Regions from separate parts of the Homo sapiens genome. Here region 2 is linked to region 1. A link is a loop called in an ENCODE intact Hi-C map of the cell type or tissue named here. Cell type or tissue: PC-9. All regions are shown on one strand.

Region 1 (2,500 bases):
AAACTGTGTGGAAGGTCTTGGGGAGGGGTGCCACTCCTGTGGGCCAGATGCCAGGGCTGTGGGCATGATCAGATGCTTTCCTGTTGAGCTGCTGTGAGTCAGAAGGCACGGGGCCTGGGTTGGTAGTTGGGGTGGGGGGCAGTGTCCCCAGTTGCCAGGGAAGCTGGGGCAGCAGGAGAGGGGAGGAGGGAAGCAATACAGAGTGGCAGCTGACACTCTCCTGGAGGACTGGGCACTGCAGCTGCTGGCCAAGGAAGTCCTCTGGGGGCCCCAAAAAATGACTCCACCCCTGCTGGATTTAGAGTCCCATGGAGCAAACTGGGGCTCCTATGGTCCTCACTGCAGCGGGTCCAGGGGCTCCACCAATTCAACGCAGGGCAGTCTCGAGGCGCGTGGGCACGCTCTGTGTCCTGCAGCATCCACGCCTGCCCCGCCCTCCCATAGATGCTCGTGGCCCTCCTCTTTGCACAGCTGCATTCACTCCCCTTCCTTGAGTGATGCAGCCCACCTTTGTTGAGGCTTGCTCTGTGGCAGGCACTGTGCAAGGTCCTGGGGCTTCAACAGTGAATCAGCTGAGGTCCCTGCCCTCCTGGGGCTATGCGTCATGTGGGGCCTGAGCCAACAGCCAAGACATGGATGCTTCTGGCTGAACGCTGGCCTCACAGCCGGAAGCAGGGGAGGGGCAGGAGCAAGGCTTGAGGAAAGCAGAAGGGATCCGGTGACCCTGAGGCCCCGGGACCCAGTCCTGTTCCAGGGATCCACTTTCTGCCCTGGAGAGGTACACGTCTGAGAAACGCTGCAGAACACAGCAGAGGGAAGGGAGAAGGGGGGCAGAGGGGTGGACTCGCGGTTTGAGGTTGAGCCTGGTTGGAGGAAGAACAGAGACGGAGAAAACCTCAGCCCCAGGGACCACTGTGCGGCTACACCTGAGCCCCACTGCGGGCGGCCTGAGCCCAGCATGGGAGGCCAGCCAAACCTCTCTCAGGGCCCACTGCCCGCTGGCTCCGCGGCAGAACGGAGGGCAGGGGGCGCTAGCCCGAGTGGCTGCCGTGGGATCCGATCCAGGCAGGCCCCGCCAGCTGCAGGACTGACCCACAGGTACCTGGCCGCCATGGCCCACTCTGGTCCCGGCACCCCCGCGGGGCTGCTGAGCAGGGAGGGCCGTGTGAGGTGCCCACAACAGCCACCTCTTCTGGGCCAGTTTTGGTTCCTCCTCACACTTAGCACAATGCCTGCTGGCACAAATGAGTCAAAAATGCTTGGGGGGAATCAAAGCTATGAATGAATGACGATTGAATAAATAAATGATGGATGGATAAACAAATCCATCAACCAACCAGTTATCGGAGTTCCAGCAGCCAATCCTTCAGAAATGGGCATGCTTGCCACCTGGTGGCGACTGCGCTAACTGCAGCCATGGTCAGGGCCAGCATCACCGGTCACCACACAGCAGAAGCCTGGGCTGCCACCACCAAGGCAGATCCCGGGGTCACCCTGTTCCTCCTCCTGCCTCTCAGCCATGCTGCCTTATTTTCCAGCACACTTAAGCAATTTTCTGTTATGTTTGAAAACCCTCTTAGGTAAGAGATTCCTTCCTCGCCTGTGCCCTTTGGAAACTCCTACGTATGCCCTGACCTTTGTTTTCGTCTGGTTCTCTTTTGTCCTCCAGGCAGAAAGAGCATGAGCGCCTCCTTCCCCTCACCCGGACAGGAAGGTCAGCCTGGCAAGAGTCAGGCCCTGGACCGGACAGGCAGGAATTCTGTCTGTCCTTCCCTGTCTCTTCCCCGACTTCTAAATATGTTAAGTCGGTTGGTTTGTCTCAGGGTGGGTCCTTCACTCCTGCTTCTGAATTCGTGTGAAGACACTTGGCCTGCTGGCTCCAGGCAGTCCCCATGGGCACCCAGGGCCCAGAGCCACACTCTGCCATTTAGAGCAGGACAGCAGTGAGGATCCACCACGGCCAGCAGTGAACACAACAGCTCTAATACAGGGAAATACCCTGGCCTGGAGACAGGAGACAGCATTATGTGGCTTTGGACAGGTCACAGGCCCCCTCTAGGCCTCAGTTCCCCCATCTGTGTAACCGGGGGTAACTCTGGTTCTGGCATTCCGTGGCTCTGCCTCTCCATGCCTGGCTGATGTCCACAGTGTTTCTTCCCTCCTTTTCACAGGTCCGGGCTTCATAGCTGCCCTCACTCCCCCTTGTCCTGCTCTCTAGCCCCAGGGCCAGCTGTAAAACACATGGTGGCTTTCAGGCATCCCTTTACTTTGTGTCCCTGTAAGGGGGGATCCCAGGTGTGGTGAGATCACTGGTTGCCTATCCCTGACATCCATTCCCCCTTCCTTGTTAGTTATAGAACCCCACTTTCATGTGGGGCAGCGGGAGCCTCGGGGTCCTCAAAGGGGAAGCCCATGATTGATCACAGACCCATCTCCATGTGACTCTTTCTCCCCTGCTCTATTTGAGGACCCTGTGGCCCAGTCTGGTTGACACATAAAA
Region 2 (2,500 bases), 60 kb before region 1:
GGTTTACAGAGATGGGGCCTGGCCTTGCCCTTGACCTTGTTCCAATCCCCAGAAAGCAAGGTCATCACAGAGAGGATTTATGCCTCCCTCATGGGGTCCCAAGTCACCAAGGGGCTTAGGGGGAGGCTGATGAAAGCCAGACACCCAGGGGGCTGGAGGGACAGTCAGAGTGACCTGATCTTTGGGGTGGTGGTGGGGACAGAATGAGGTCAGAGCAGGCCCATAAGGGAAGAGGAGCAGATAGGACAGAGTCAGAGGCCCGGCCAGCTGTGGGGCTCGGGGAAGGGGGCCCGGAGGCCGTGTTACCCAGGTGGGCCGGGGGCGGGGGGCTGCCCCCTCAGTAGTCGTCGGTCAGCCTCTCTGTCTCTGACGGCTGGCTCTTCATCTCCGCCTTCTGCCTCTTAGCTTCATACAGGGCGCGAGTGCGGGCTCGCTTGAAGAAGCCGCACTGCGGAGGGGAGGAGGTGGGGACGGGCCATCAGGGGGGCGCTGGGCTATCCTCACCAGCAGCACTCGTGGACCAGGGCTTTAGGGCTGGGGAGCCTGGGGGCTGGGGCTCAGTCCCAGCTTGGTGGTGTGGTCAGAAGCCAGAGCTCCTGGGTCCCCCTTTCCAGCTTGCAGCTCCCCCCACTAACCCAGGCCAGGGGTGAGACTGTAAGCTGGTGGTAGAAGGTGGAGAGGACAGGGAGGAAGGGTGGGGGTGAGATGGAAGGGAGGACCAGGATGGGGAGACGTGGGTTGGAGGAAGGGCTGGTGAGTGTGCTGGTGGAGGTCCCGGAGCAGGAGTGGGCTGGGCTACTAACCTTCCACAGCAGGAGGATGATCAGCCCCAGCAGCAGCAGCCCTGCACCCACGGCCACCAGCACCAGCCACAGCTCGATTTCGGCCGGCAGCTCCTCCACCAGCTCCGAGTCAATGTCCACAGAGAACTGGAGCGGGGAGAGGAGGACTCAGCCCTGTGTCAGCCTGCTTAGGCCCATCCTCACCCTTCCTATCCTAGCTGGGCCCAGGCACCTGCTGTTTGTCCTGCTGCCAGTAGGGGGCAGCCTGGGACTGGAAAAAGCCTGTGCCTGCCCCACTGACAGCAGGTCCAGTGGTCCTTCCTGCTTCTCCCAGGCACAGACTTGACTCCAGAGGAGCGGCCTCAGATCTGGGAGGTGGCCTGGAGTCTGGGTGTGTGACCCACACATCTGGGCCTGGGTACCAGCTCCTTCCCTGATGAGCTGTGTGACCTTGGACAAGTAATTGCACCCCTCTGAATCTCATGCTTTCTGCTTTCTGATGAGGGGGATCATAATGACTACCTCATAGAATAGCAGAACGACCAAAAGCAGGGGTTCTGGAGCCACATTACCTGGGTTCTAGCCCAGGTTTGCTATTCACGAGCTGTTTGGCCTTGGCAAGTTACTTAACCTCTCTGTTGTTCATCTGTAAAATGGGAATATTACCTCTCTCATAGGTTGCTGGGGAGAATTAAGTGTGTTTGATATAAGAAAACTGCTTAGAGCAACACCTGCTACACAGCAAACACTCCATAAATATTCACCAAAAAAACCCCACAAAGAATTCATAGCATATATTCCCATTCTTTTTATTTTATTTTATTTTATTTTATTTTTTGGAGACAGAGTCTTGCTCTGTTGCCCAGGCTGGAGTGCAATGGTGGAATCTTGGCTCACCACCAGCTCTGCCTCCCAGGTTCAAGCGATTCTCCTGCCTCAGCCTCCCGAGTAGCTGGGATTACAGGCACGCACCATCACGCCTGGCTAATTTTGTATTTTTAGTGGAGATGAGGTTTCACCATGTTGGTCAGGCTGGTCTCGAACTCCCGACCTCAGGTGATCCGCCCACCTCGGCCTCCCAAAGTGCTGGGATTACAGGCGTGAGCCACCATGCCCGGCTGATAGTCCCATTCTTTTTCTTCCCCTACAATGGAGATAAATACGGATGTGTGTGTATATGAGGTTTTTTTTTTTTTTTTTTTGAGATGGAGTTTTGCTCTGTTGCTGAGGGTGGAGTGCAGTGGCACAATCTCGGCTCACTGCAACCACTGCCTCCCAGGTTCAAGCAATTCTCCTGCTGCAGCCTCCCAAGTAGCTGGAATTTCAGGCGTGTACCACCGTGCCCAATTAATTTTTGTATTTTTAGTAGAGACAGGGTTTCACCATGTTGGCCAGGCTGGTCTCAAACTCCTGAACTCAGGTGATCCACCTGCCTTGGCCTCCCAAAGTGCTGGGATTACAGGTGTGAGCCACTGTGCCCAGCCGTGTTTGTTCTGACTATACATGATTTTCACTTCTTTTAAAATTATTTTGATGATTTTTTTAAAAATACAGATGATATAAAGAAAACTAAAGGTTCCCAGTTATATATATAATCTAATATATATATTATACATGTATAATATATATAATCTAATATATATATTATACATGTATAATATATATAATCTAATATATATATTATACATGTATAATATATAATCTAATATATATATTAT

Evidence for each region. Hi-C counts contacts between places; a loop is a spot of excess contacts. Peaks named below come from ENCODE experiments on the same cell type or tissue, not always from the same donor. Only the 100,000 strongest peaks of a DNase experiment are listed, where the experiment ranks them.
Region 2: a loop joins it to region 1, with 11 times the contacts of the local background. A loop is called at or near these places in 107 of 110 quality-filtered maps.

Annotation. Positions count from the first base shown.
Region 1 is chr17:50,025,895-50,028,394 of GRCh38, reverse strand. No RefSeq gene overlaps it. Among named protein-coding and RNA genes, the nearest start is that of PICART1, 29 kb to the left of the region's middle. In PC-9, CTCF peaks have their summits at 1,226 and 1,425 (motif pointing left); DNase peaks (open chromatin) are centred at 614 and 1,304; H3K4me3 peaks cover 2,002 bases; H3K27ac peaks cover 2,500 bases.
Region 2 is chr17:50,086,173-50,088,672 of GRCh38, reverse strand. It overlaps ITGA3 (integrin subunit alpha 3), which reads right to left. Exons shown (of 26, transcript NM_002204.4): 24 at 804-929; 25 at 307-448. The coding sequence ends at 338. Among named protein-coding and RNA genes, the nearest start is that of PDK2, 7.9 kb to the left of the region's middle. In PC-9, a CTCF peak has its summit at 1,035 (motif pointing right); a DNase peak (open chromatin) is centred at 1,102.